2 separate regions of the Homo sapiens genome follow, and region 1 is linked to region 2. Evidence: chromatin loops called from intact Hi-C (ENCODE). Cell type or tissue: PC-3. All regions are shown on one strand.

Evidence for each region. Hi-C counts contacts between places; a loop is a spot of excess contacts. Peaks named below come from ENCODE experiments on the same cell type or tissue, not always from the same donor. Only the 100,000 strongest peaks of a DNase experiment are listed, where the experiment ranks them.
Region 1: it touches region 2 in a loop (8-fold over the local background); 16 of 110 quality-filtered maps call a loop at or near these places.

What each region holds. Positions count from the first base shown.
Region 1 is chrX:20,513,001-20,521,000 of GRCh38, reverse strand. No RefSeq gene overlaps it. Among named protein-coding and RNA genes, the nearest start is that of RPS6KA3, 250 kb to the right of the region's middle. RefSeq lists a silencer at 4,499-4,648 and an enhancer at 5,866-7,065. In PC-3, no CTCF peak of the experiment used is centred here; DNase peaks (open chromatin) are centred at 4,680, 4,980 and 6,400; H3K4me3 peaks cover 743 bases; H3K27ac peaks cover 3,943 bases.
Region 2 is chrX:20,249,062-20,257,061 of GRCh38, reverse strand. All of the region lies in intron 1 of RPS6KA3 (ribosomal protein S6 kinase A3), which reads left to right. Among named protein-coding and RNA genes, the nearest start is that of RPS6KA3, 14 kb to the left of the region's middle. RefSeq lists an enhancer at 3,817-4,111. In PC-3, a CTCF peak has its summit at 3,966 (motif pointing left); a DNase peak (open chromatin) is centred at 3,881; H3K27ac peaks cover 1,643 bases.

The DNA.
Region 1 (8,000 bases), 260 kb before region 2:
GGGAGTATTTCCATCCAGTGTGAATGGTCACCAGAAGGCCCCCACGGCCTTACCTATCCAGTGTGTCAGCCAGTCTTCCCAGCCCAGAGCTTGCTCAAAGAGCCCAGCTATCAGGATGGAGACTTCATGTGAACAGCAAGAGTGATCTCCCTTCATCAAGCCTAAGTGCCCTATTTTCTAGCAAGCTTTTTGTTCTGCAACCTACAAGGCTTGCTTCTTTTTTGAGGAATTGGTTGTTCTCTGAAGGGAGGTGGGTAGAAAGCCTCCTGATTATATTTAGGTTGAATCATAGAAAATTGCCAATGTTCAACCATTTTGACTCATAAAAATAGGAATTTCCTATGGTTCAATGTAATATTTAAGAGATTTTTTTTTGGAGGATGGATAATTATCAGATCCAATTCAAAAAAAGTCAAGGCAACTTATTGATCTGTGTGCACGGTACCCGAGATCAATTCAAGAGCTAAATCAATGAAGTTAGTTTGTGTCATTATCCCATGATATAATCTTCTTAGTTATATAAAAAATACTGACTATAATGTCAGTTAAACAATGCCTAGTTAAAGCTTCGTAATGTAGGAGGATTGAGAAAAATGAAGGGGGAAGGAGGATAAAATGACTGATAGAATTAAAAGGGAATCAACTTCTGCCATCATAAAAGACATAGCTAATTGCTTTACTAAATTTGAAGACAATGAAGTACGGAAGAGGCACTTACCCAGCTGAGTCATAGGTAAGATACAAGGCAGTAATTACAAATACTATTTATTTCTTTCCTGAAATTTATCTCTGAAGATAATGGCAAGTTTGAATGAAGAAAATAACATTTTAATTTGAGTCATCTGGAAATAAAGTAAGGAAAACATGAAATGTCTCGAGCATGAGGCGCTTTGCTGCATCTTGACCAAGAAAAAGCCTTTGGAATGTACAAAGCAATGCCTCACATCAATATGCCAAGCACCACGCAAAATGCACTCGGGGAAAATGTACTCAGTGGTATAGAAACACTGAGTTGCACCACATTATCTTCATTTCTTCTTCTCACTCACCCACTGCATTCAAATTCAAAATTCAAATGGTATTTGTTGGCAACTGTTCTAGACTCTTGGGAAACAACAATGGACATAACACACAAACAGGGGCTTCGTGAGGAACAGGCTTTCTGGAATTAAGGAGGAGCCAGATAACAATAGAATGAATATAAGTTTATATAATATGTGAAAAGGTGATTAGAGGTATTAAAAAAAAAACAGGAGCTAAAGAATTTCAGGAGTGCAGGACGAAGGGTTGGGGACAGCAGGGGGAAGATCGCAATATTAAATTAGGTGTTCAGGGTGGACCTCATTGGAAAGGTGAGATTTGAGGAAAGATGTGAAGAAAGCAACAGAGTTAGCCAAGTGGCTATCCGGAGTAAGGGCATTCCATGCAAAAGGAATAGCTGTTGTACAGGCCCTAAGGCAAGGGAACATTTCTGGTGTGTTCTTTGAACAGCAGCAGGGAAGTCAGTGGGGCTGAAGTAGAGAGAGCAAGGAGAAGAATAGAAAGGAGATCAGAGAGATAACGGGAAACCAGATCACGGAGAGGTTACTACTCAGAGTGGAGTCCTAGGATCAGCAGCTTCAGCCTCACCTGCTGGCTGCTTAGAAATGCAGACTCTCCAGCCCTGCCCCAGAGCTACTGGATCATAGTCTGAGTTTTAATCAGATCCCCAGGTGATTCATATGCACGTGAAAGTTTAAGAAGCACTGATGGGGAGCCTTATAGGCCCTTGTTAGCACCTGGATTTTGACTCGGCCTGAGACGTGAATCACAGGGTTTTGAGGAGAGGAGTCACATGATCTGCCTTATATATAAAAGGATCACTGTGCCCTGCGTGTCGGGAAGAGTCTGTTGGGTAGAAGGGAAGGGAGCAGTCAGGATGCAATTATTGTAATACTCTAGGGGTGAGATAATAGAACTCGGACCAGAGGGAGGGACGCAGAGGTGGAGTGAACCCTGAGAAAATCGCCCCATCCTGCTCCCTCTCCAGTCCATCCCCTCTTCTCCAGTTCACTTCAGAGAAAACCGTCAGTTATAAATCAGAGGGTTAGAAAATGCTTCAGAAGAAAGTGGCGCTTCAAACCGACTATCTTAAAGAAGGGCCCTGGGTACTGGGGAAACAAAGAGGGCCTGAGAGTCCCCATCGTGGCTAGAGCAGTTTGAAGAAAGAGTAGGTGTTTCAGCTGAGCTTAGGAGGAGCAAGAATTAAATGGGGTGTTGCGGGGGGGCATTCTGGGAAGAAACGGCCACATATGTGAAGACACAGATGTAAGAAACTATATGACACACTTTGCCTGAACAAAGTGCAGCCGGGGGAGGAGTGGTGGGGGAGGCACTGGCAGAAAATGAGACTGGAGAACTAACCAGATCATGAAGTGTCTCGTGCACTGCATCAAGGAGGTCAAAACATCCAGAAAGCCCTGAAGACACAATGTCAGATTTCAGGGTGGGAGTAAGATGCAAGTTTAGGAGAAGCGTTGAGGAAACAATGGGAACGACAGATTAGAAAGGGATGAGCCTGGAGACAGGGAGAGCAGTCTCAAGTCACTAAAGGATGAGAATAATTCATCCCAGGACCCAAAGCCCAGGAATGGCTCTCAGAAATGCCGGAGACCTGAACTGTGTAACTGGCCTGTGTGTCTGAATTGAAGACTATGAACTATATAAGCTAGGCAAGTTACCAAACTTCTCGAACCTCAATTTTTCCTCCATGAGATCAGGTGTTCTTCATTTCCTCAAAGAGATCTCAGTACTATTGAGAGAATCGAATGAGATGCTTGGCATAGAGTAAATACTCAGCAAATTGCCTTATAAAAGCACTCCAAGTGATCTTAGTTTTCAGCCAAGGTTGCAAACCACTGATTTAGTCCAACTACTTCAATTTTGTATGAAAATACAGAGGCCCACAGAAGGAAAGGGATTTGTTCGAGGATGCACTTCAAGTTAGCAAAACAGGGAAACTCGAGTCCAGCACATTTTGACCCTGCGGTGCAATGGAGAAGGGTTGGGTCTGAAGGTGGATGCTGGTATTGCCATCTGCTAGCTGTGAGACTGAACCAATTTCTAAACATCTCTCTCAGCCCCATCTGCAAGATGGGGATGACAACAGCATCCACATTATAGGGCTGTTCAAAGGATGAAATAGATTAATGCTCACAGAACACCTGGCACAGTACCAGGCACCATGAGATGTATTAATTAAATGCTAGCTATTGTTACCAGCTGTGCTCTGACTCAGCCCAGCATTCTTTCTGTATCTCCACCAGGCTGTATAAGACCTCTTGTGAATTTTGATCAGTGTTTTCTTCATCCCTTATGGATACACTCATGGAAATCGATTTTTAGATATTGAACTAAAAAAATAAAGAGCTGATTAGTTACAATTCTCCCTGCTGATACCAGGAGTTTTAATCAAATAAACCAAGTATATCTGTGTACCAAATGTCATCTGTGTACCATGTTCGTGCACAGGACCTAACCAGGTGCTGTTTGTGCTGTCACTGGGTATTTGAAGCCACTGTTTCCTGTGTGTAATCAATAATCGACACTAAAGCTCTGACAAAATGACCATTTTTAGAGTGCCATTAGCTGTCTCCCTGGATATGGCTGTAAATGTAACATAAGTACGTTCTTTATTGCATCAATTTCTTATTGCAGTCATGTTTATCTTCCTGAAGTAAAGCGCTCTGGGAGAAACTGAGTGGGTGGGTATTTTGGCTTGTTTTTCTGCTAAAGGATGATTCTGATGATCTTTTACTATTACCTGAAATTTGCGTGCTATTGCAGAAGCATCCTTCTCAAGGGAAGAACACGGGTACAGTGGAGCTAAAGTGCTTTTTCTGTTGTGTGTACAAATTAGGCAAGAGGTTTATAAACTTGCTTCTTACAGAAAAGTCACCCTGATAATTTTCTTTGTAGTATTTCTGAATATCCTAACCCCTAATTAATCAACATAGACCACCTTTTGCTTGTTTCACATGGAGCACAGAGCTTTCAAATTAGAGCACTGGGAGAAAATTGTTTTTTTTTTTTTTTGGTATATATAAAATTCTAATTGCCATCAGAAGCAAGGTAGCTATATAATTGCCAAAGCCAAAACAATATGTTTCTGAAGATACTTTAATTAGAGTTTGCTTCACATTTTATCTTCTTATGAAATTGAAAATACCAACCACAAAAACTCTGTGGAGAGAGCTTTCTCTGCATTTTGTTGCGTGCTTCAGTAAAGATTCTTGTATATCAGAATTGTAGATTCAATACCAAGAAACATAAACTTGTATTGTTAATTTGGGTGACCATGAGGGACACTGACTTAGTTCAACTAGGAAAAGATCATTAAAAATACTTCAAAGATTTTTATTATCCTGGGTTTCTGATTAAACAAATTATCTATAGAAAAGCCACTGCAGTTAATTTACTGGTTGGAACTTGCATGAAGTTAGGGATTTCAAGATAAACCCATCTCTGGACAAGTAAGCTACTTTCTTTTGTATTACCTAGTGTGTGAGGGTGGGAAGGGAGGGAATGCCATATGAAACCAGCTTCCTCATTGCTCTCTTATGAGTCACATTTACTTGAACACAGCTAATTTTAGTTTCAACCACTGTGACCCTCCTAGAAGTAGTAAGAACCAAATGAGTAAGCATTTGGAGGAAGTGAGTACCTTGCAACCAATGTCATCCAGAGCTCATTATTTTAACATCAACAAAGCCCTCCTCTATAATCAAATTGCCCACATTCTCAGAAATTGTATTTGTGATAAAGTGCATGATCAGCTTGAATTTTTCACCCCTCCCTGTATTACACCCTTTGTTATGTGACTTTGGAGTTTCCTCCATAAAGGCAGAGTGTATTTTGCCACTCCTTGTCTTTGAGCTAAGTTGTGTCACTTCCTTTGGTCAAACGAATGTGGTCAAAAGTGTCAGGGTGCCAGTGTGAAGTTTGCCTGCTTCTTCTTGCCATCCTGTGGCTCTGCCATCTTCTAGGAACATGCCTGGGGTGCAACCCATGAAGCTGAGCCTCCCCAGCAGAGCCCAGCCTAGATCAGCCCATCCCAGCCAACCATAGACTTGTGAGCAATAATAAGTCATTGCTGTTTTAAACCACCAACATTTGAGGTGGTTTGTGATGCAGCAGTAGTTAACTCTCATAATACTGCAACAAGTTATTGACCTGAGCTTTTCTGGGCCAGTGATCTGTAAATACATATAATTCATGGCTGGTCTAGTTTCTATAACGGAAAAGATATTATACAACTATTTTCTCAAGGATAGATTATTTATGTTGCATCAAAAAAATAATTTACCAACTACCTGTTGTGGGCTGGATGCTCTACTGGGTGCTGGTACAGGGGATGGAATATGAAGAAGTCCCGAAAGTCCCAGACATTTGTACATGGCCTTTAGAAACTGAAAAACTTGAACCATGACTGCAAAGACCATTCAAACTAGAGGCTGTAAAAACTTTCTCTTTTCAGAGTTCAGTTTCTTAAAGCCAGGTATTGTAATATCTTGATCTTTATTTGAATCCTGAATCCAGTATAGCAAGCACTCTCTCTTGCCTGATTCAGTAGAGGTTCAGGATGTTCCTCTTGTCTCAATTTTCTATGAAGGTGACTGGTTTAACCTAGGTGTATGACCCAAGGAGGAATGGCAAATTCTCATCAGCCAAGAGCCTCTCAATATGAATAGATGTTAGAGAGAGGTTGGCCTGGTATAGAGTCAGATGATGAGCTAGCAGTAGAACTTGGGGGTGTTCACCATTAAAATAGGCAGAAAGGGAGATCACTGTAGAGAACAGGGCCACTGGGCAGAGGTAGGATGGACTAGAGTATGATAATGAGGAGATCAAGGGGAAAGGAAGATGAAAGGTGGAATTTCAAGCTGGGATCTGAGGCAACAACTGGAATCATTATCAGAGGACCTGTATATTAGTTTGAGTGCTTGTTTGGATGGTTTTTAGCACCAGGTGGGGTTTATCACCTAGTTGGGACTTTCAGCTATGGTGTCTTGGGTGCTCTTTGTTCTGTAATTCTCTGTCTGCAATATCAAGAACCAGGACCATCTAGGGAGGAGAAGACTATTCCTCTAGGTCTGAAGTTGTATTTTTCTCTGCCCAAGGACTCTGATACATTCTGTAGTCATCATGGAAGCCTCATTCAGGGAGAGTTGAGTCCATTGGAAGTTCAGTCCTCTGAGAACCAGAGACATTGTGTGGCAGGTCCCTCTCCTGGGTCCTGGGACTTAGATCCTAGCCCCTGGGCTTGTGCTATGTCACAGCCTTGGCCTCTCTGCCTCCTCCTCATCAACCCACTCAGGGCATTCTGACCCATCCAAACATAAGCAGAAGATGACTCATCAGTGGGCTGCCTATGAATCATGGCTTGGTCCCAATGTGGAAAGGCAGAGTGAATGTAGAGCTGGAAAATTAATGTGAATCAGGATGCATTTGGTGTTGACATTTATATCTTAGTGTAATTTGACTCAATGTTAATCCTCTTTCGAGTTTAATAATGACAGCAGGACATTCAAAGTCACTGTGATTGATGACTTCATTCCTGATTCAGATTCAGCCTGAATGTCCATCATGTTTGGTATTAAACCTCAATTTCAAATTAGCTGCTGGTCCCAATTAATGACTAACTGAACAGATGAGATTCCACAAGTCTTGATGCCAAAAAACTTCAAAATCAGTGCTATCGACCATTTTCTTTTAGAGAGAGAAACAGATCTTCTCATGAGATCAGCCTTCAGAACTGTTGTTAGTTTTAACATATTGACAGTTCTGATTGGTCTCTTTTGTTCTGTTGGTTTGTTGGCTACTTAACCTATTTCTCAACTTGTTCCACAAACAAAACAATAGTTTTAACCTCTGAACAACAAACAACTAAGTAGGCATTTCTTTAAAACAATTTGTTCGAACTCTTTTTGTATTGTGTACCTTCATGAGGATCAGAAGTCATGTCATCATCACCTCATAGTTTATATTTTTAACACATCATGTGTCAAATGATGGTCTAAGTTATTTATTTTGTTGAATTCTCCCAGAAACCCTATTATCATCCCTGTTTTTCAGATGAAGAAGTTTAGTCAGCATTTCAGAGAGCTCTAGTAACTCACCAACAATAATATAGTTATTGAGTCATGGAAGTCACATTTTTAATCCAAGCAAGCTAACTCCAAAGTCTCTGCTCTTAACTTTTATGCTACTAACTTCACCAAATGCAAAAGTCCATATTACCAAGTCTCACTTTCTAGTCAACATTTGAAAATGATATTTAGTACAGGAATAACTTAAAGATAGGCTTTCTTTTAGATTCATTCTAGGAGAGTAAGAATGCTTTACAATACCCTTGAATCAACTTAATTGTTTTCCCCAATATTGATCCTATTGTCACCATTTACTACGACTTGTATCATAACTGCAGTACCTTCAATTTTTATCTTGGTGAATTGAGATTCCTGGGCTAATACTACAACTTAAAAGGCAGGATTTTCCCGTTTTATAAACAATCTTCAACTTTTCTTTCCTAATCTGTCTGCCTTGTGGTTATGTCTAGCAGCCATCAATTAACAGAAATGTCAGTAAGACAAGCTTACCAAAGTGGGGTGGGGGAAGGGGAACCAAAATGAAGAATGTTATGCCAGGAAATACTTTAATGTAGGTGGAGCTCTGCCAACTTGTATTATTATAAGAAAACAAAGAAACTTTATTAATCCAACAGGCATTACACTTTGACTTTTATTTTGATTTTATTTTTGAGCACGCAGTTGAATTCTTTGCACACAGATTTTCCTTATTTTTGTAAGCTACTTGCTTCAAATAAAAGGAAGACTATTTTGGTGGCAAGATATGTATGTCTTTCAATTTGTATTCTTTCATTCTTCTCGAATATCTACAAAATTCTCTTATCTATGGTGTTTGAGAAGCAAAAATGCTACTGAAGCAGAACCAATCCAGTA
Region 2 (8,000 bases):
GCTAGTAACTGAAGGAGCCAGAATTCAAACCCAAGTCTCACAGATTGCAAATTCTAATGACTTTTCACTACACAGCCCTGTTTGAGTTGAGAACATCCAGGTGAGTGACTCAGTCTAAATGAAATCTGCTACAGGGGAAAAAGGTTCCAGGTAGTTTACATGGGTAGCTATTGTGGAGATGTAGAGAATAACCTAGAGAGATAGGTGACTTCTCACATATATAAATATATGTATGTATGTAGCATGAAGCCCTCTTCTCACCAAGGAGGCCTGTAGAGATGATGTGATCCTGGCATGAACTAGGAATGCTGTTCACAATAGAGACAGTGCTTAAGTAGTCAATAAGTAAAGTTTAAAAAGTTAGTAAAACTGAGTGAAGTTGATGTTAGTTTCCAAATACAGTGGGTTAAATAGGCTTTTGTGAGTTGGCCTGAAAAACAGCATTTATGGCATTGTATGGGAAGATTATTTGAGATTTCTAACCAGCTGTCTTACAAATAAAACAAAATGTCTAACGTTTGAAACAAAAATTACAGTACTTGGAAAAAGGGGGGCCTGCCTAGACATTACTTAACAGCTCTCTTTACAGAAGCCTCTAGGTGTATGCATGAGTAAATGTGCTCTGTTCTTTGATTGCAGCTTATTAAATCGTTACCTCTCTATCTTTGCATCCTCTTTTCAGAAAAATCTACTTGATGTTCCCTCAAAGTGCCAGAAAACAGAATTTGGCTCAACCCAAAAATGTTAACAATTATCTTGCTATCGTATAAGAAAAGGAAATTTAAAAGGAAAGTTATGCAATCATTTTTTTTTTTCTTAGACTGTCAGGTCAAATAGCCCTAATTAATTCCTTTTTTTTTTCTTTTTTTTTTTTTTTTTTTTTTTTTTTGAGACGGTGTCTCACTCTGTCACCCAGAGCTTTTTGCTCTAATGCTGATATGGAAGGTCCTTGTATATGTATTTCTTCTCTGTCACCCAGGCTGGAGTTCAGTGGCTCAATCTTGGCTCACTGCAACCTCTGCCTCCTGGGTTCAAGTTATTCTCCTGCCTCAGCCTCCCGAGTAGCTGGAACTACAGGTGCCCACCACCACGCCTGGCTAATTTTTGTATTTTTGGTAGAAATGGGGTTTCTCCATGTTGGCCAGGCTGGTCTCAAACTCCTGACCTCAGGGTGATCCATCTGCCTTTGCCTCCCAAAGTGATGAGATTACAGGCATGAGCCACTGCATCCGGCCTAATTCCTTTTTTTTTTTTTTTTTTTTTTTTTTTTTTGAGACGAAATTTTGCTCTATTGCCCAGGCTGGAGTATGCAGTGGTGCAGTCTCAGCTCACTGCAGCCTCTGCCTCCCGGGTTCAAGTGATTCTCCTGCCTCTGCCTCCCAGGTACCTGGGATTACAGGTGCCCACCACCACGCCTGGCTAATTTTTTGTATTTTTAGTAGAGACAGGGTTTTGCCATGTTGGCCAGGTTGGTCTCGAACTTCTGGCCTCAGGTGATCCGCCCGCCTTGGCCTCCCAAAATGCTGGGATTACAGGCATGAGCCACCTTACCCAGCCTAATTCCTTTTTTAATTGAGATATTTACATACTATAAAATTCACCCTTGTATATGATTCGTGGCTTTTACTATATTCCCAAGGTTGTGCAGCCATCACCACTATCTATTTCCTAGAACATTTTCATCACCCCCAAAAAGAAATTTCATACATGTTAGCGGTCACTCCCCATTTCCTCCATTCCCCCAGTCCCTGGCAATCACTAATCTATTTTCTGTCTCTAGATTCACCTATTCTGGACATTTCATATTAATGGAATCCTACAGTATGTGGCCTTTGTGTCTGTTTTCAAGGTTCTTGCATGTTTCAAGGTTCATACATGTTGTAGCATGTAGGAAGACTTCATTCTTTTATGTGGCTGAATAATCTATTTTATGGATATACCACAGTTTGTTTATCCATTTATCAGTTGATGGACGTTGGAAATTGTTTCTACCTTTTGGCTATTATGAATAATGCTGCTGTGAACATTCGTATTAAGTTTTTATGTGAACACATGTTTCCAGTTTTCTTGGATATATACCTAGGAGTAGAATTGCTGAGTCATATGGTAAATCTATGTTTAGCTTTTTGAGGTACTGCCAAACTTTTCCAGCTGGCCTGTACCATTTTACATTCCCATCAGCAGTGTATGAGAGTTCCAGCTTTTCCGTATCCTTGCCATCACTTATTATTGTCTTTTTTACTATAACCATCCTACTGGGTGTGAAATGGTATCTCATTGTGGTTTTGATTTGCATTTCTCTAATGACTGATGATGTTAAGGATCTTTTCATGTGCTTCTTGTCCATTCGTATACATAATTCACGTGCTTATTTTGTTACCGTTTTAGGGACTTAAGTTGGCTTTTGTTCTAATGCTGATAGGGAAGTTCCTTGTATATGTATTTCTTCTCAGAAAACTTAGTTTCAATACGTGCTTTTAAGATATTTTCTTTCTTTTTAGATTTGATAAATACAAGGCTTTTCCTAAAATAGTGGTTTTCCAAATGGGTTAATAGAGCTCTAGGTTCTATGAAAGTGCCTTAGGATACCTCTCACCTAGGGCACCCTTTCTCTCAGCCAGAGTGGAATTCCTAGAGGAACACAACAAAGAATTAAATATTGGTTATAGAACTTAAAAAAGAAAGTTACAGAAAGAAAACAAAGATTGGGGCAGTGATATTTTTCCTTAGAGTCTCCTCGGCCTAAACTAGTCTATAGTTTCTTATTTAAAGCAAAAGTGCAAGAGTTAATTGAAGATTAATTATTAATCTTAATAGGAAGATAATATGCCTAGAATCTCTGAAATTAAATATAAGTCAACAGATAAATGAATTCAGGAATCCATCTCAAGTGAAGTAACGTATACAGGTATGTTATTTGAAGAAGTAAAAATGCAAATAAAACAAAACCTTATTTGCCTCTTTTCCTTCAAGTTCCTGCTGGCTGTTGGTATAATTCAAGAGTAATAGCTATCAAAATGGATGTTCATATTAAGTAATCCTTAGAGAAATGTCATAGGCAAATTAAAAATAAGTTTTGCCTTGGATTAATAAAAAGAAGAGCTCATAAATGAGTTTTAAAGCTATCTCCTGCCCACCACCTCCCCTCCCCCGCCAGCTCTTCTGAGTATGTATAGTATACTACTAGGTGAAAATGAATTAAATGGATTTATTTTCTTTTGGAACATTAAAGTCTAGAAGTACTAGGGTGGGCAGGAAGTTTAATAGCATGAAACAAGGTAAATTAGTAAAGAATAATATAAGCAGATGTAATTGGATCTTTAGGAGGAAATTATGACCTATAATGTTACAGCAGTTTTCTGTAGTACATTTTCAACCATAATGTGGAAAATTAGAAAATAAATGTTATTTTCAACATAAAAATTAATCACTTGGAGGATACATCTGGTTCTGCCAAGATAGAGGACCCCTATTCCTCCTTGATCTCCCTTACAGCGAAAACACTGTAGACATAACAAACAAGCACAGGAACACTCTAAAGGTGGAAAAAGAAGGCAAACAGCCTGCAGACCTCGAGACTCAAGAAAACCCAGGGAATTCACTATTTGTGTTCTTCCTGTCACCTCCCATATATCCTAGACAGGGTGCTATGAAAGCCTCCAAACTAGAACTGCCAACAGTCACAGACAAAAAGAGCTCTGAGAAAAAGCCTGTTTCCTTTAGACAAACAACTGGGGGAAAGGTAGCCAAGTAAGTCTAAACCTTTTTGACAATACTCACCCTACCCTGGCCAAATACCATCAGAAAAACCCCACCCCACCCCACCCCAAAGAAGCAAATAACAGTGCTCTCACTCCCCAACCCAGTGGTGTGGGCTGGGGAGATCAGAGACCTAAGCACCCATTTCTTTGCCCAGCAAAAGCAGACAGCACTTTGGTTCCCCCTGCTGGGTGGTTTTGGCAGACCAGGCAGGAAGCGTTTTCCCTCATTCCACTTCAAGCTGAAGGAAGTTATGCTCTTGCCAGGGTGGTGTCTAGCAGCAGTGGGGTCTAGTAGCAGATTGAGCCTCCACCCCAACCCAGAAGCAATGACACTTAACAAGGTGACGTGAGCCAGGGCTAATCCATACTCTACCCTCACCTTACATCAACGAGGCAGAACAAGATGGTTGGAGGTAGGATTCTCAACACATCTTACCTCCACTAATGTCAGTGGGGCCCAGTGGAGAACTGAGCCTTCACTCCCATCTGGCAAGTGATGGGTGGCAGGGCTAGTTGGCATTCTGCTTCCTTCTCTACCCTCCCCTGTTGTTAGCTGGGTCCTTTGGGGAGCTGAGCTTTTGGCTTTATAGTGCAGCAACAAAGAAGTTTGAGTCAGCCCTCTGCTTTCCTCCTCCCTGTCATCAGTGGGGCCCAGCAGGGAGGTGAGCTTACACCCCTACTCAGAGGCAGTGAGGTGATACAGGTTGGTGCCCTACTTTCATTGGGACTAAGAGTGGAGCTGAACTTCCGTCCCACCCATCTGCAACAAAACAGTGTGAGTCATTGCTCCACTTTTGCCTGGGTGATGTTGGTGCGGCCCAGAGGGAAGTTGAACATACACACTCCACCTCAACAGGAGGACTGCCTGCTTCGGGGAAAAAAAAAAAAAGATTAAATAGGAAAGAGTCCTATAATCTCCAAATATCCATTAGACAGTAAAAAATCACTTATACCAAAAACCAGGAAAATCGCAACATGAGTGAGAAAAGACAGTCAACACACATCATCACTGTGATAATTCAGATGTTGTAATTATCAGACCAGAATTTTAAAGCAGCCATCACAAAAATGCCTCAGTGAGCAATCACAAACACTCTTGAAACAAATGAAAAATTAGTCTCAGAAAAGAAATGGAAGCCATAAGGAAGAACCAAATAGAAATTTTAGAACTGAAAAATACAGTAACAAATAAACTTACTACATGGGCTAGATAGAAGAATGGAGATGATAGGAAAGAATAACATTGGAGATAAAGCAATAGAAATGAACAATAGAGAAAAAATAAACTGGAAAATGAACAGAGCCTCAAGAGCCTGGTGAACATTAACAAAAGATTTAACATTTATGTCATCAGAGTCCCAGAAAGGGAAAAAAGAAACTGGACCTGAAGAAATAATGGCTGAAATTTCCCCAAATTTTGCAAAAGACATAATCTTACAGATTCAGGAAGCTGACTGAATCCCAAATAAGATAAATGCAAAGTAATCCACTCCTAGACAAAATCAAAATCAAACTTTTGAAAATGAGTAGTTATTGTCTAATAGATACAGAGTTTCAATTTTGCAAGATAGTTCTGAAGATTAGTTGCATAATGTGAATATACTTAATACTACTAAACCATACACTTAAAATAGTTGAGATAGTGAATTTTATGTTATGTTTTATGACAATTGAAAAAGTAAAATATCAAACTTTTGAAAATTAAAGAATCTTTAAAGCAGTTAGAGAGAAATGAACTGTTACCTATAGGGAACAACTCATGCGACAGCAGATTTTCCATCAGAATCTATGGACGTCTGCCAGGCACAGTGGCTTACGCCTATAATCCCAGCACTTTGGGAGACTTACGCCTGTAATCCCAGCACTTTGAGGGGCTTACGCCTATAATCCCAGCACTTTGGGAGGCCAAGGCAAGAGGATTGCTTGAGCCCAGGAGTTCGAGATCGGCTTGGGCAACATGGCAAGACCCCATTTCTACAAATAATAACAATAATAAAAATAAATAGCCAGGCATGGTGGCACGTGCCTGTAATTCCAGCTACTGGGGAGGCTGAAGCTGGAGGATCACTTGAGCCCAGACAGTCAAGGCCCCAGTGAGCCATCTTCACACCACTGCACTCCAGCCTGGGCGACACAGTGAGACCTCATCTCAAAACATCTATGGATGCCAGAAGGATATGGCACACCATTTTTCAAGTGCTGAAAGAAGATACTGTCAACCCAGATTTCTATACCAAGTGACAATATCCTTCAGGAATGAAGGTAAAATCAGAGTGGTCTTGGATGCAGGAAAACTAAGAGAATTTGTGAGTAGCAGACCCTGAAAGAGAATGATAAAAGAAGGAAACTTGGACTGTCAGGAATAAAGAAATCACATAAATTCTACATAGTCTCTTCCAGAAAATAGAGAACAGTTTACAACTCATTTTATGAGGCCAGTATTATCCTGATAGCAAAACCTAAAGATAGTATAGAAAACTGCAGGTCAATATCCCTGAAGCACATAGACACAGAATCCTCAACAAAAACTAGCAAAACAAATCTAACAACATATAAGAATTGCATGCCATGACCAAGTGGGTTTTATTCCACATCAGACACAGTATTCAAAAATCATTCAAGGTAGCCTACCATATTAAAAGGTTAAAGAAGACAAGTCACATGATACTAATGGAGAAAACGTATTTTTTCTTGATCATAAAATGGCTTATGGGAAAGAGAAAAATTTAGCTAAGTTAAACATTCATTCATAATAAAAACTCAGCCACCTAATAGAGGAGGACTTGCTCAACTTGATAATGAACCTACAGCTAACATAAAACTTAATGGTGTAGTCCCAGCACCTTGGGAGGCTGAGGTGGGAGGATCACTTGAGGCCAGGAGTTCAAGTCCAGCCTGGGCAATATAGCAAGGCCCTATGTCTAGGAAAACAATTTTTTAAAAAATTAGCAAGGAATAGTGGCATGCACTTATAGTCCTAGGTACTTGGGAGACTGAGGCAGGAGGAGCCCTTGAGCCCAGGAGTTCAAGGCTGCAGTTAGCTATGATCACACCACTGCACTCCAGCCTGGGTGACAGAGCAAGACCCTGTCTCTAAAAACAAAATGGGAGGAACCCTTCCAAATGATTTTAAGACTTACTATATCCAGTACTCAAAATACTGTAGTATTGGCAAGGGGATACACACATAGATCAGTGGAATAAGATGGAGAACAAGAAATAGACCCACGTAAGTACAGCCAACTGATTTTTGTCAAAGTTACAAAAGCAGTTTGATAGAGGAAGGATAAATAGCCTTTTCAACAATGGTGTCTGGAGCTATTGCACACCTATAGGTAAAACAATAAGTCTCAACCCAAATCTCGTACTGTGTAAAAGTTAATTTAAAATGGATCATGGATTTGAATGTAAAACTAGAAAACTTTTAGAATTTAGACATAGGAGAAGATCTTCAGGACTGTGGGCTAAATGAAGCATTTAAACCTGAGACCAAAAGCAAATTCTATAAAAGAAGAAAACAATAAATTGAACTTCTGAAAAATTCAAGACCTTTTATCTATGAAAAAGACTCTGCGAAGGGTATGAACCTGTAACTGAGACCGGACTTGTATTTACAATATTCAAAGAACTCTCAAAACTCAGCAATAACAAAGACAAGCAATCCAGGCAAAAAATAGACAAAAGAAGTGAACAGACACTTCACCAAAGATGAATAGCAGATAAGCATATGAAAAGATGTTCAGCATGGTTAACTATCAGGGAAGTGAAAAAACATGATGAGGTATCACTACATACCTATTAGAACAGCCAACATAAAAAATAGTGACAATAATAAATGGCGAGGATGCAAACAAACTAGATCACTCATATATTGCTGGTGAGGGCATAAAATGATACAGCCCCTCAGGAAAATAGTTTGGCCATTTATTAATAAACATATACTTGCTATATGATCCAGCAGTTGTACTCCTGGACATTCACCGCAGAGAAATGAAAACTTATGTCCACATAAAAGTCTGTGCACAGATGTTCCTAGCAGCTTTATTTGTACTATCCAAAAATTAGAAACCAAATGTCCTTGAATGGGTAAATGGTCAAATAGTCTAGCACATCCACATCATGGAATAATACTACTCGCTAACTAAAAAGGAATGAATTGTCGATACACACAACAGCTTGGATGAATCTCAAGGGATTTATGCTGAGTGAAAAAAAGGTCACATGCTATATGATTTATAT